Regions from separate parts of the Mus musculus genome. Here regions 2 and 3 are each linked to region 1. A link is a contact called in ENCODE POLR2A ChIA-PET data. All regions are on one chromosome and are shown on one strand. The core of a region is the stretch at or near the end of the contact, and the rest is flanking DNA. Distances in the headings are between cores, read along the strand shown. Region 1 holds the start of Hnrnpl (heterogeneous nuclear ribonucleoprotein L). Region 2 holds the start of Sars2 (seryl-aminoacyl-tRNA synthetase 2). Region 3 overlaps Actn4 (actinin alpha 4).

Region 1 (4,443 bases), core at 1,279-3,778:
AAAACTCCCTGCCTCAGCTGCACAGCTGAGCCTGGTGTGGGGCATAACCCCTGTGCTTAACCACGGTTCTCTAGCGTTCTCTGATAGGCACACAGACATCACCCAGTATCAGTTTCGACATCAGACACTTAGCAGCTGTGGCATCTTAGGTCCTCGAGCCTGCTTACCCATCTGTACAACAAACATGTCTACATTTATCTTCCAAACACTCGGCAAATGGAGAAAACTGCCACGTAAACCGCAAGCGACTGGAGGACTTATTTTCCTGGCTAGGGTGGAAAGTGGGACAGAGGGTGAGCAAGAATGCGGAGCTCAAACAACACAGCCGCTCAACGTTCTTCCCATTCCGTTCCAGACTCGGTTATCTTCCTCAGTGCCCCCTTTCCCCCAGTGAAAAGAGGTCGTGGTCCCTTTAAGGTCCGCCCCTCCCTCCCCCAAAACTTCCCAGTGTCTGCTCTTTTCGATCCCGGACGGCCGGCCAAGCTCGCCGCCGAGCTGGTAGGGGACAGGGCCAAGGGGTCGGGGAGGGATGTGGGGGCGTGGGGGGACCTGCGGGACGCACGTCGCTGCGCCGGCGGGAGGGCGGGGGACAGGCTGCGGGAGCAGCGGGCACGGGCGTGGGCACCAGTAGCTGCCCCAGGCGTGAGTAGTCTACGAGCCGCTTGCACCGTACAGGGTTTAGCCTAGTGCGGACAGCACGCCCGAATGAGGGGCATACGGGACCCGCGCGGGGGAGGATAGGAGACCTCCCGTTCCCCTCCCCCACTACCGTCTCTGACGTAGACGCGGGACCCCGCCCTTCTGCGGGAGCGCCGCCTCCCCGCCCCCCGTGCGTCACCTGCTACGCCTTGGCGGCGTACCCCATGTTGGGAGGGCCTTCTTTGGAGTGTCTGTGTCCAGTGAAATGGCTGGAGATCCATTTATATCCTCACCAGCCTCCACCGCTTCCAAACTTTTTTAATTAGGAGAATCCCTTTGTATCCCAGGGTAGCCCTGAACTCAAGGCAATCCTGCCTCCAGAGCGCTGCATTACAGGCTTGCAACCACTACGCCATGCTTAAAACTTATCCCAACACCCGGGGTTCTGTTCTCTGAGCCTTTACTCACATTTCAAACTTAGTACCAAGCGGATATCCGCTTTGGGAATGACCTGGTGGAAAGGTGTCACAGCACGTTTTGAAGCGGCCTGTGAGTCTTACACCGTCTCAAGACGTGTGTGTGTGTGTGTGTGTGTGTGTGCGCGCGCGCGCGTGCGTGTGGTGGGGGTGGGGGTAGATACGCGCCTTGTCTGTGCTAGGCAAGCGTTCCATTGCTGAGCTACATCCCAGAGTCTTCTTGACTCCCTAGTTTCCCCATAAAGCCTCTGGACGGGTCTGTGGTCGGGATCCGGATCCTCCGTCAGTACGTTCCCTGTCTGCTTGCTCCCCGGCGGGCACTTGTCGGCGTTGCAGCTCTCGGGCTTCGCAGGACCCTGGGAGGAGACAATCGCTTCAGAGCAGTCTCCAAGTAGCGAGTCTAAGCCACAGAGCACTCTGGAGGACGCAGGGTGCTCAGTTGCCAAGTGCGAACCGAGTTGAACTATAAAGATCTACCACCATGACTGAATTTAGAGTGAAATGACGGTGCCTGCCAGGGTCCAAAGTCACATGGCAATCAATGAGTGTTTTATTAGTGAGAAGTGCTCAGATTTGAAGGTTCTTTTAAAAATAATAACCTCCAGCTTAGGATAGGGTAGAGGTGAAGTAAACGTTCTAATGGGTTATAGCTGCTGCAAATTGTTGTCTTGCTCTAGACTTCCGGAGCTTGCAAACAACAGACGCGCGAAAGACCGTTCGGGTACTCGAGTAGTTGTATCCCTTAAAGTCACCTCTTCTATTGAAGCCCCCCCCCCCCCCCAAAAGTACAGGAGCGCATGCGCTCTCTCGGGACCGGTTCCTAGATTGCGCCACAGAGAGCCTACGGGCTCTCCTTTTTCACCAATCAGAAGCTATCAGTCGTCCTATACCATCTGGCAATAGGGCATTCTTTCCACTCTTCATTGACCAATCGAGTGTTGACGTACGAGACGGGCACCTGGGGGAACAATTGTAGGAACACAGAAGGGAAGGCCTTTCTTGTATCCCAGCGGAGTGGCGCGGGAAGATGGTCGTTGTGACTGGGAAACGCAAGGATTTCAGAGTGACCGATTAGCTAGGAAACCAATGAGAGCGGGAAGGAGGCGGAGCTTCGGAGGCCCACTTCCATTTACTGTTTGTGGGAAGGCGGAGCGATCCCAAAAATCTGGCCTATTAAATCAGAGTTTATTTTAAGGAGGTGGGGCCTGGCGGAATGACTGGCAAGAAGCGTTCACCTATAAGGAGTGCGATTGGCGAACAGAGGCGGTCTTTCCAATAGAACGGCATGCGTCCTATCCAATAGAAATGAACCGTGAGGAAACTTCCCCTCCCCCCAAGATAGGGCCAGTGGCTCCCCCTATCGGGTGGGGGCGGCGAGTGACGGGCGTGTCCCTCCCCCAATGAGAGGCGGGGGGAGGCGGGTTCTGCGCCGCCATGTCGCGGAGGCTGCTGCCCCGGGCGGAGAAGCGGCGTCGGCGGCTCGAGCAGAGGCAGCAGCCGGACGAGCAGCTGAGGCGGGCGGGAGCGATGGTGAAGATGGCGGCTGCGGGCGGCGGAGGTGGCGGTGGTCGCTATTACGGCGGCGGCAACGAGGGAGGCCGAGCCCCTAAACGGCTGAAGACTGAAAACGCCGGCGACCAGCACGGAGGCGGCGGCGGCGGAGGCTCCGGGGCGGCGGGCGGCGGCGGCGGGGTGAGGCTGGGGCTTTAGACTCCCGGAAGGAAGGGGAAATTTCGTACTTTAAAAAGCTATTTATTTTTCACAGGGGGGAAAAATCTCTGCGCAGGCGCTGCAGCCCTCGCGCTTTTTTGGTGGGTGGGGGAGGGGCAGGCGTTGGGCAAACGGCGGGGTTTGCGCGAGGACAGGCGCTTGCGCGTGCGCACAATCCGAAGCGGGGCTTGAGGGGGCGGAGGAAGCGGCTGGCTCTGCAGGCACCGCACTGCGCAGGCGCCGCGGGCCGGCATGTGGGGGGCCTAGGCACGCGGTCGGGCCGTTTTTTTTTTTTCTCCTCACTTCTTTATCTTTTTTTTTTTCCTCTTCTTTCCGTGTCCCTATGCGCAAGCGCGTTTCTACAACCACAGCCAGCGAGCGGGAAGCGGGTGGGCGGTGGCCTGACCGAGTCGCCCCGTCGCAGTTTTAATCATGGTCGTTTCCATATAGAAGTTCACTTGATGAAATTATAAAATTATAATGCCCAGATTAAACTGTTTAACTTCTTTTACTGTGTGCATTGAAAAACGGAAGACGATTTGTGAAAGGCAGATTTAACTTTGGGAATTGAGCCAAGCTTAGAAATTATCACTCGATTTGCTTAGGGCTCCAGGATTGGGGCATTTATAAACTAAACTGTATTATGGTCCTGTGGCTATGCATAGAGTCTTTCAGCCTATTTAGTCTTCTGAAGGTCACAATTATGGTGTCTGGGTTAGGATGCAGTTTGCATTCCTTTTAAAAGTTTATTATTAAAGTCCTTCCGGTGGGCACGGAGTCACAGGCCTTTAATCTCTTTGGTTTGAGGCCAGCCTCTTATGCATAGTTAATTCCAGGACAGACAAGGCTGTGAGACTTATCAAAAAGCCAAACAAACAGTGCCCTCTTGATGAGGCTGCTGCTCATGCATTTATCAGCTTCTCCCTGTTGTTACAGTGTTAGGTTTCTCAAGGATTTGGAAGACATTTTAGTTGAGTCTGGTAAGTTAACTGCCAAGCTAGACAACGGGAGCCCATGAGGTGGAAGGAGAGAACAGACTCCAAAAGGTTGTTCTCCGAACATCTCATGGGCTGTGTGGTGAGCCTTACCCCCACCCTAATCATTTAAGGTGAGAGGTACCTCACATTCGGTGTTGGTCCTCTGAGATGGGGACTTTTATGGACTCCCTTTACAAAGCAGGAAAGACACTGGGTAAATTAGGTTGAGTCTCACCAGTGACAAACAGAAGTAAGATTAGAACTCAAGGTTGTGGAAGGCAAACCTCAACTGGAAATGGCTGGGAAGGGTGTGCCTTGTGTGGTTCACTAAGAACCCACTAATATGCATAGGTTTCTGCCCAGTAGTGTTCGGGGCATGGGCCACAGTCTAGAGAGATGGAGGAGGACGTTCTCTCCAGAGCTCTAGAAACTGCCTGTGTGTGATTGTGTGAGTGGAGGAGCTGTGGAAAATGTTACAGGTTGGGATAGCAGTTCGGGGTGGAAGACCTTGGCCTAGACAGTATAAGACAGGCAGGGCGTATTGTCCTGGAAGCCTTGTGTCCCTAAGCACTTGGTCTTTTGCCCAGACCAGACCTGAAGGTGACTTGTGGTCACAGTCTTCTTAATCAAGTGACCAAAGC
Region 2 (4,929 bases), core at 1,503-4,002, 69 kb before region 1:
CCTGGCACCAGACAGGCTGTGGGGGAGCCGCCTCTAATGCCTACTCTAAATCCTTCCAATCTGCCCAATAAAACAGATGCTAAAGGGGCTGGCAGATGGCTCAGAGGTTAGAAACACAAACTGCTCTCAGAGAAAACCCGTTTGGTTTCCAGCACCCACAACAGGCAGTTCACAACCGAACCCTGGGGGGACCCAGAACGGTGGCCTCCAAGGGCATCTGCACTCACATGCACACACCCATCCCCCAAACAAAAGAACCCACATCACCTCCACACACATATGTGCACTAACCATGTGGAGCACACGGTTAATAACGTTCAGCACCTAGAACACTTCCTCTGTCAGTGACCTGTTTAGGAAGAGGGAACTGAGGTGCACAGCTTGGCATTTGCCACCACACCCGGGGACAGACACCGCACACTGAGTAACATCACAACCTGAAGATATATTTATTACAAACCCCATCCCAGCACATGAGGTCAACCTGCAAACACTGAACATGGACGCACAGGGGTACTGCCTTCCAATTCACCTTCAGTACTCTTGCAGGTTAACAACAGTCTTGCTGAATCACAGTAAGATTTGAGCCCAAGACCCGGGAGTAGGAAGAACCCGTTTCCAAGGATCGAGTGCCAGACCACTGTGAATTACTGTCATTTCTTCTTTTGCACGTGGCCGCAGTCATACTTGCCCCTCACAACTTTGAGTTTGACCCCAGGCAGGTCCTGGGTGCGACCACCCTCCACGAGGACCACGTGATGCTCCTGCAGGGTGTGGCCCTCCCCGGGGATGAAGCAGACAGCCTCTTTGCCTGTGCTGAGGCGGACTCGGCAGCACTTGCGGTTGGCGGAGTTGGGCTTCTTCGGCTTTCGGATGAATGTGCGCAACACCACACCCTTCAGCTGGGGCCGGCCCTCTGTGGGGCCCAGACGCTTAGGGGGTTCCTTCCGGGGGCCTAAGCGGTGCATCTGGTTCAGGGTGGCCATGGAACGGGCGGCCCAGAGCTGGGGAGCGAGGGCTAGGCCTGGAGAGACACAAGAGGGCCTACTAGGTTTCCGTATTCTAGATAGGAATCCAAGTCTAAGACTATTCAGTGGGGACAGATGGCTCGTGGTTAGAAGCACTTGTTGCTCCTGCAAAGGACGACCATTTGATTCGCAGCACCCACAGTGGTGGCTCACACACCTCTAGTTCCAGAGGATCTGACACACCCATGGGTTGCACTTACATACACACATTCATACAGGGGCTGGAAAGATACCTCAGTGGTTAAGAGCACTGGTTGCGGGCTGGCGAGATGGCTCAGAGGGTAAGAGCACTGACTGCTCTTTAATCCCAGCACTCCGGAGGCAGAGGCAGGCGGATTTCTAAGTTCGAGGCCAGCCTGGTCTACAGAGTGAGTTCCAGGACAGCCAGGGCTACACAGAGAAACCCTGTCTCGAAATACCATGTGAATGGAATACCCAATGCCTGCCTCCCTCAGAACACTGTGTACAAACCTGATGTCTGGGCAATGTCTAGGAACATAAAAGTTGTCCTCCAATGGGTGGCCCGTCTTAGAATTAGAAAAATAGCACGTGAATGAATAACTAAACTTCTTCTTCTTCTTTTTTTTTTTTTTTTTTTGGTTTTTTGAGACAGGGTTTCTCTGTGTAGCCCTGGCTGTCCTGGAACTCACTTTGTAGACCAGCCTGGCCTCGAACTCAGAAATCTGCCTGCCTCCCGAGTGCTGGGATTAAAGGTGTGCGCCACCACTAAACTTCTTAGCTTGGCCTTCTCACCTGTAGGGGGTGATCAATAAACACTGAAGGAATAAACACTACTGAGAGACACCTAAGCAGGGAGACATGCCAAGAAAGGAGCATTTGTTGGTATGATTGTTACACGGACATCGAGAGTGCACTTACACAAACTAAGACAGAATATCACCAGGCAATGCAATCTCAGGGATTCACCGCTATCGATGCAGGGGAGCCATGACTAAGACTGACTTAAACTCTAAGAACACAGGACCTTCCCACCTCCTGCCCCCTGAGCCGGGAGCGTGGTAGAAAACGCCTGTAACTCCAGAACTTGGGAGATTGAAGCGGTAGTCAGGAGGTCAAGGCCATCCTGTCTACAAAGTGATTTGGAAGTTGACCTGGACTACAGTGAAACCCTGTCTCCAAAATAGAAAAGGCACCGTGCTTAAAGATGATACCATCCGAAATCTGGCAAAAACACGCAAATGCCAGGGAGCTGTCCTCGTCCCTGTGGCCCATGCTCACTTACCACGACTGAGGGACGTGGTGAGGCCATAAAGAAGGCCGGGCCAGGACATCTCGCCGCCTGCAGCGTCCCTGTATTAGGAGAGAAGACATTCAGAAAGGAGGTTGGGACCAGAAACCCACTCTCAGAGCCTTCTAGAATCTCCTCTAAAACAGAAAGTCCCCTCGCAAATTCAGTCTCCTTCTGAGTAGGCCCCCAAGGACCCAACCGCCCTTGCCCGGATACTGGAAGGGGAAACTGAGGAGAGAGGAGAGATCTGGATCACAGATAACTGCACCCACCTCACCAACCTAGCGGGGTCGCACACACGCCAACCCCTACCTCCAGCCCCTTCCGGGGTTCCTCCTTAGTGATTGGCTAGATCTTTCCTGCGTCACTGAAGGGACGGGACAAGGATGACGATTGGACAATAACAGATTCTAGCTGAGTTCCATTTTCCTCATTGGAAGGGATTCTGAAGCCTGGGCGGGAAATCTCCTTGCGCGTCTGATTGGCTCGTCCATGATGAGTGACTTCTTGTTTCCACTCCAAGATGGCTGCGTCCATGGCGCGGCTTTGGTGGCCTTTCCTGGCTCGCCAGGGGCTCCGGTCCCGAGGACGCTGCGTGTGCAGCCAGAACCCAAGGAGGAGTTTCGCTACGGAGAAACGAGTCCGGAACCTCCTGTACGAACACGCACGAGAGGGCTACAGCGAGCTTCCCTACTTGGACATGGAGTCGGTGTGCGCATGCCCAGAAAAAGCCGCGCGCTCCCTGGAGCTCCGCAAGGGGGAGCTGCGGCCGGCCGACCTGCCTGCGATTGTGAGTGCGCTTGCGCCCTGAGGGAGCAGGATGCTTTACAGAACTGGGTTTACCAGATGCATTCCAGTTGTGGGAAAAACTACTCAACAGGAATTTGGGTTCCTTCCCAAGTTAGGCAATGTCTTGTGCATGACACCCACTTAGGTGCCAATGATCTAGGGAGAACTGAGGCCCTATTGAACGTCGTGGATGCCTTCTGTGACCTACATGCCCTTTTGCATGCATTTCATAATTCGACAGTTGGTATCTACTGTACTCCCAGAACCTAAATACCATTGTCTTCTGTACTCAAACTTCGTGCCGGGCTCACCCTTAGGCCACAAAGAAAAATGAGGAGGGAGGTGTGAATCAGAGGGAATTTTGGAGACAGAGCTTTGCATCCTGCTATAAACATCCTGATGGAGTTGAATGGATAAATACCTGCTAAACAGATATTTAAGGTATATCTGTTCATGTATTTATGATCCAGAGGTTAAGACTATGCGCCATAATTCTACCTTATAGGGAACTAAAATTGGGGGTCTCCATGCCGGTAGTGAATTCCGAATGTAATAGATGAATCTTCCCAACTCTGTTGCCTTGATAAAACACCATGAACAAAGCAACTTACAGAAGGATTTATTTTGGGCTTGGTAGGGAATGGCAGAATAGCAGCAGGTCACAGAGCAGTAAGCTGACAGCACACATCTTTAACCACAATCATGAAGCACAGACCTCAAACTAGATGCAGGACGAGGCTTTAAGCTCTCAAAGCCCACCTCCAGGAACATATTTCCTCCAGCAAGGCCACGCCTCCTAAGCCTCCCCAAACATCACCAGCCACTGATCATTTGACCATGTTCAAATGTCAGGATATGGGGGACATTTCTCATTCAGGTCACTACAGACTCTCACACCACCAGTCATTGTCAATCACTTTAGCCATATTTCAAGTTTTTGTCATGTTTAGTTTTTCACCAGTAAGCACTGGTGGCTAAGCCAAATAGGGCACTTCCTGCCAAACCTGATAACCGGAGTTCAATTTCCTGGTGGTAGGAGAAAACCAATTCTTGAGAGAATTGTCTTCTGACCCCTCATTTAAGCGCAAACACAAGAAAGTCACGTACATGCTTAATAATAGAAGAAAGGAGCCGGGCGGTGGTGGTGCACGCCTTTAATCCCAGCACTCGGGAGGCAGAGGCAGACAGATTTCTGAGTTCGAGGCCAGCCTGGTCTACAGAGTGAGTTCCAGGAAGCCAGGGCTATACAGAGAAACCCTGTCTTGTAAAAAAATAAATAAATAAATAAAAAATAATAATAATAATAGAAGAAAGGTCTGTCTGGGTGTGGTGATGAAGTACTCTGGAGGAGGAAGAGGCAGGCAGATCTTTGGTCTCCTTAGCAAGTTCCAGGGTACCCAGGACTACATAAGGAGACCTTATATTTACAGAAGAGCCTTATATTTACAGGGGAGATGGCTTAGCAGGTAAAGGTCCTTACTGCCAAGCTGACGACCTGAGTTCAATCCCTGGGAGAGAACTGACTTCGTATACTGTCTTCTGACATCCATGCTGCAGCCACACAAAGTAAATAAACAAGAAAGAAAAAGTTTAGTCACCTTTAAAGAGGTGACTTAGCCAGGCGTGTGTTAGTGCACTCAGAGAATGACAGGTTGATTACAAGTTCAAGGCCACCCTGGGCTGTACATAAATACACTGTCTTACAAAACTAAAAATAAATAAATAAATAAAAGAGTCACACTTCCATGATTTTCCGTTGGTTGGTCGTGATCATACCAACAGAAGTGGCTTCAAAGTAAACTGGGAAATGCATTGATTCAGGGCAACTGTGTGCCCACCCCAGCTTCTGGGTGTCATAGTGCT
Region 3 (4,695 bases), core at 2,148-4,647, 110 kb after region 1:
CCTCCTCCTCCAGCCCCAATTCTCCTTCTTTCACCTGACAGGTCTGAATTCAGACAAACCAAGTCTAGACTTGGCTATAATTCTGAGACAAATTTTCTAACCTTTCCTAACATCCATTTTCTCTTACCTAACACAGCAATGAAGATGCCACTGGGGCTGTGAACATTATAAAGACCTGTGTGTGTGCTAAGGCAGTAGTGCTCAATGTCTCCTCTGCCCCTAACTTCAGGAATCCTGTCAACTGCTTCAAGTGGTTGGTTACTCTGAGCTCTGTCCACCCTAGACTGCAGGTACAGACCATGGCTCACATCATGCAGCAGTCTCCATCCATGTCTATTTTTTCTTTTCTTTTGGGGGTTGGGGGAGTAAGAGAGGCTAGCCTCCCTCTCACTATGTGGCTTTGAACTTTTTAATTTTGAAACCTAGAAGAGGGCATCGAATTCTCTGAAACTAGAATTTATACACAGCTGTGAACTGCCATGTGGGTGCTGGGGGTTGAACACAGGCCTTCTGGGGGTGCTCTTTACCACTAAGCCATCTCCACTGCGTTGGCTTTGAACTCTCAATCTTCTTGCCTCCCCCTCCCAAGCACTAGGATGACAAGTGTGAACTACCATGCCTTTTTTAATTGTTGTACGGATTCTAGCAGACACACACCCCACTCTCCTGCCATGTGTGATCCTTCTTGTTGTCCAAAATACAGTGGGCAGGTACTGTACTCAGAGATAAGCTGGGGCATGATTCAGTGGTGGTGTGCGTGCCTACTGCACAAAGCCCTTGGGTCTTATCCACAGCACTGCTAATCTCAAGAGCAAAGCTCAAGGGGAATACGGCCCAGGGTGCAGAAGGAGACAAGGCTGAGCAGGCCATCTCTGCTCTTCATGTGTGTTAAAGATGCTGATGGACCACAAGGTGACCAAGTCACACCTGATAGCCTGAGCTTGTAGGAAGGCAATTCCTGGAGGGTGAGCTTCCTGGTACTCGGATGTCACTCAGAGTCCAGGGCACGTGTCTGAAGGGTGTCTTTGCCTACATGTGTTGTTCTAGCACACGGCGGGAAGGGAACAGATGAGGGTCTCCATGCCAGCTACTTGGGTAATTTGTTCTGTTTCCAACTGACTTTCCCCATTGAGCTTGTCTCTTGTCCTGTAAAATGGATTGATCAGAGTCCACCTCCTGTAGTTGCTTTAAGTTTTAATTGTGGAGAAAGGCAGTTAAGCATCTGTCACAGGCCGGGCAGATAGTGCCAGATGAATCATACACACTAATGGCTCCTTCCTACCAATCCTCAGGAAGGGCAGGATGCCCTCTTTGTGCACAGGCCCTTGGCCGACTCCTGCAGTGCAGAGGGGAAATGAGACTGTAAGAATGTCTGTGTAGATATCCCGTTCGTCCCCACACGAGATGAGGGAGATGATGACTAGACCCTACTGCTCAGGGGCAGCCACCTGTCCTCACAGGGGCTGCCATACTGCTTGCCCTTGAAACACACCTTCCACCTTCACTCATGTCCTCTGGGAAGTAAAAGTCTTGCCTCTGCCACTGACTGAGGCAAACTGCCATAACCTTGGGCAGAAAGCTGAATGGTGACCGAAATCTCTCCTAAGATGAGGATTAAACAGAGTGATGTAAGTCAGTCCTTCTACATGGGGCCTGCCTGGCACATGAGGCTCAAGGTCATGCACACGCCAAAGCTACACGGGGCCTGCCTGGCACATGAGGCTCAGGGTCATGCACATGCCAAAGGCCCATTTTGATGACTGGTGGCTATGCCATGTGCATCTGTCTTTCTCACTGTACAACACAGAGCAGATGCCAAGAAGACATCCAGCAAAGGGACACAGAGGTGCTCCTTCCTGTCCCTGAAGTGTTCTCGGGAACTGAATAGCTAGCTGTCTGCTGATGTGTAACTGTCCTGTCCTGAAGTGAGGACACTCAGGAAGCTTGTGGGAACAAGTGGCTGCAGTCACCACTGCTCCATGCAGCAGGATAAGTGAGGGGGTTCTAGGGTTGAAAAGGGACATTAAAAATTCATAGCTTTTTTATACTTGGTCACAAAAATAACACTCTGCTCAGATTCTTTCTCTCCGTTCCCAGTACATATTAGCACTGTGAGGTGGACGGCAGAGGGTGGTTTCTATAGCTGGAGGCCTCACTCCCTGTGCCCACCCCAACTTCCTCCTCTGTGCTCAATTCCCAGGCCTACTTGCAACAATCCAGTTGCCTGGAGTCAGCCATCTGCTATGTTTCTGTCTCTAGGCCAGGCCTGTGGAGTGAGTACCTAGCGGGAATCAAGCCCTGACAGAAAAGACGGACAAGGAAGCTTTAATCCCAGCACTCAGAAGGTAGAGACAAGTAGATCTCTGTAAGTTCAAGGCCAACCTGGTTAACATAAGACAACCAGGGTTATGTAGAGAGACCCTGTTTCAAAACAACCAAACCAAACCAAACAACAACACCGCACCACCAGATAGAAACTGAGTTAGCATACTCCTCACCCTTAGCAGGGCCAGTGCACAACCAATCAATCCAGTCACATTCCACATCAAGCATCCCTTAGCAGTGAGGAACAATCACTACAGCAGATTTGTCACAAGCAGCTCACTGGCAGCCCCAGTCCACATGCCTGCCCCACAGCAGCATGTCTACTCTCACACAGCTCAGTGAAGCAGTACTAGTACTGCTCCTAGTTAACACAAGAGAAAATGGAGAGCTTTGGCCGAGGCAGCTGCCCACACCAGTCATACCCATTGAGAGAGAGAGAGAGAGAGAGAGAGAGAGAGAATGAGAATGAATGAATATATATGCAGCAGCGGTGAGGGAATCACAAAGAATAAGACACAAATGGAAGCAGAACCTGCTCAAATTCAGGAGCAAGAATAAAGAATGACAGCAGGACAGCTTCCTGGGTCTTGCAAAGATCACATGGAGTGTATATAAAAAGCAGGAGGCCAGTGTGCTAGAACCAGGAAGAAAAGAAAGATGCAGAGAAAGTAGAAACTTTCTTCTGGCAAGAGGAGGGCAGAGAAGCCACGTCAAGAATGCCTGGTGTGACTTAGATGCAGACTCACGCCTCAGTGTCACTGGGGAGAAGCCAGAGTGTCTGCATGGGCTGTAAGCAACTGAACTGGTTCTGGAGAGTCTGCAGACTTCATCAAGAAGGTGCTGTTCCTGCTGAAGCAGGCAAAGCCCTTTTGGGGCTGCCATGCTGCTCCCGGCCAGAGGCACGGTAAAAAGGCAGCCGCAGCCGGAGGAGAGGGGAAGCTCAGTGCTCAGCACAACTTTAGGTGAGGCCAGGGCTGAGCTGGGTACAGTGAGCAGCCTCCTTAGGGACCCTAGCTAGGGTTGGGGGAGGGGAAGAAAGCTTGGCATCACTGGTCATAAAGTCCTTCCTGTGTCACAGGGTCCCCTCCCAGCCATCAGGATGTGGGGCGGCTGGGTAAATGAATGATGGATATTGTTTGTGAGGTGACTTAAGCGGCCAGGAATGTGGCAGCAGTGGGCTTTAATGAGCCTTTCATTGATGGAGACGCCTCCCCCAACCCGGAGAGGTGAGCTCTCTCTGGGTTGTCCCTGAGCAAGAAAGAAAGCAAACACTCCCAAAGCCAGTGGCCAAGTGCCATAGCAGGCTGGGATGGCAAATACAAGGATGACCCTTGACAGTATGCAGTTGGCCCAGCTGGAATTGTCCCTTCTATTTTCTTTTTCATTCCCCAATACAAAAGTCGTTCTTTGCACCAGCACAGAACAAAAAGCCCTGTAATGTCTGTCTGAACCTAAGAGACAGGCTGTGATGTGTTCCAAGGCTAGGGCACACATGCTGGCCCTGATGTGAAGGGACAAAGAGTTTGGTCTACCCAGCACACCACACATGTGGGTTCCATCAACCTCTCACTTGACACAATTTTAGGATAAACTGTTCAATACCTCAAGATTCACAACCGCCAGCCCCCGTTCTGCACTGCCACCCACTCAGCAAGCCAATCAATCCACTGCCTGACCCAAAGAGACTGAACTGCACTTCCCTTGGCCTAGGGTGAACTGAAGTTGCCCACAGCAACCTCCCCCAAGGAACACAGAGGCCAGGGGTCCTGGGGTTTCAAACCTCATCTCTGAAATACCGTGTTGGGTGTGTTGGGTCTGTAGCTCCGCTGGGGCACCGGCTGCTTTGAGGGAGAGGGCGCCATCCCACCTCCTGAAGTCCCACCTTGTCTGCTGTGGCCTCTGACAGTGCCCATGCCTCCTGCTTCCATGGGTCCTCAGACAGGACATCCAGGACTTGGCCATGGAGAGATGCAGTTATTTATTTCTATGGTAAATAGCCACCTTTGTTATCGCCTATCTGCCAGGCGCAGGCCAAGCTGGACCCAGTGAGACAGCTTTTCACTTCCTGAAAGCAGAGACTGCTCCTGGGCCCTGGGCCTTGTCACTAACTATAAAGGTACTTTCAGGGCTCGGCCTTCTGGAATCTAGGTTACCAGCTGCCCAGGCAAAGAGGTGATCACTTTGCTAGTTTCTAAGGCCTCTGAAATGGGCTGTGAGTGATACAAAGGTCCATTACCTGCACCAGATCCCTGAGGGATGGAACCCAGGGGCCACAGCAACACAATACAAATAGCCTTGAAGCACAGGGAACCGGGGACACACTGCTGAAATGGCAGGACACTGAGTCCAGCCTAGACCAAGGGCAGAACA

What was found. ChIA-PET counts read pairs that join two places held with the same protein, here RNA polymerase II (POLR2A).
Region 2: POLR2A ChIA-PET joins it to region 1 with 24 read pairs in embryonic stem cell. The contact joins the promoter of Sars2 here to the promoter of Hnrnpl in region 1. POLR2A ChIA-PET finds 5 or more read pairs at or near these places in 4 of 5 experiments (Patski and embryonic stem cell).
Region 3: POLR2A ChIA-PET joins it to region 1 with 38 read pairs in Patski. The contact joins the enhancer-like site here to the promoter of Hnrnpl in region 1. POLR2A ChIA-PET finds 5 or more read pairs at or near these places in 4 of 5 experiments (Patski and embryonic stem cell).

The regions. Positions count from the first base shown.
Region 1 is chr7:28,808,362-28,812,804 of GRCm38, forward strand. It overlaps Hnrnpl (heterogeneous nuclear ribonucleoprotein L), which reads left to right and starts at 2,529. Exons shown (of 13, transcript NM_177301.5): 1 at 2,529-2,807. The coding sequence starts at 2,550.
Region 2 is chr7:28,739,216-28,744,144 of GRCm38, forward strand. It overlaps Sars2 (seryl-aminoacyl-tRNA synthetase 2), which reads left to right and starts at 2,753. Exons shown (of 16, transcript NM_023637.3): 1 at 2,753-3,067. The coding sequence starts at 2,801. Mrps12 (mitochondrial ribosomal protein S12) reads right to left here and starts at 2,606. Exons shown (of 3, transcript NM_011885.5): 1 at 2,550-2,606; 2 at 2,272-2,339; 3 at 426-1,024. The coding sequence starts at 2,320. The coding sequence ends at 654.
Region 3 is chr7:28,920,599-28,925,293 of GRCm38, forward strand. All of the region lies in intron 1 of Actn4 (actinin alpha 4), which reads right to left. Among named protein-coding and RNA genes, the nearest start is that of Gm38978, 4.5 kb to the right of the region's middle. Within about 2 kb of position 3,398, at least 1 of the 3 ENCODE cell types and tissues checked has a DNase peak (open chromatin) inside an H3K27ac peak, as active enhancers do.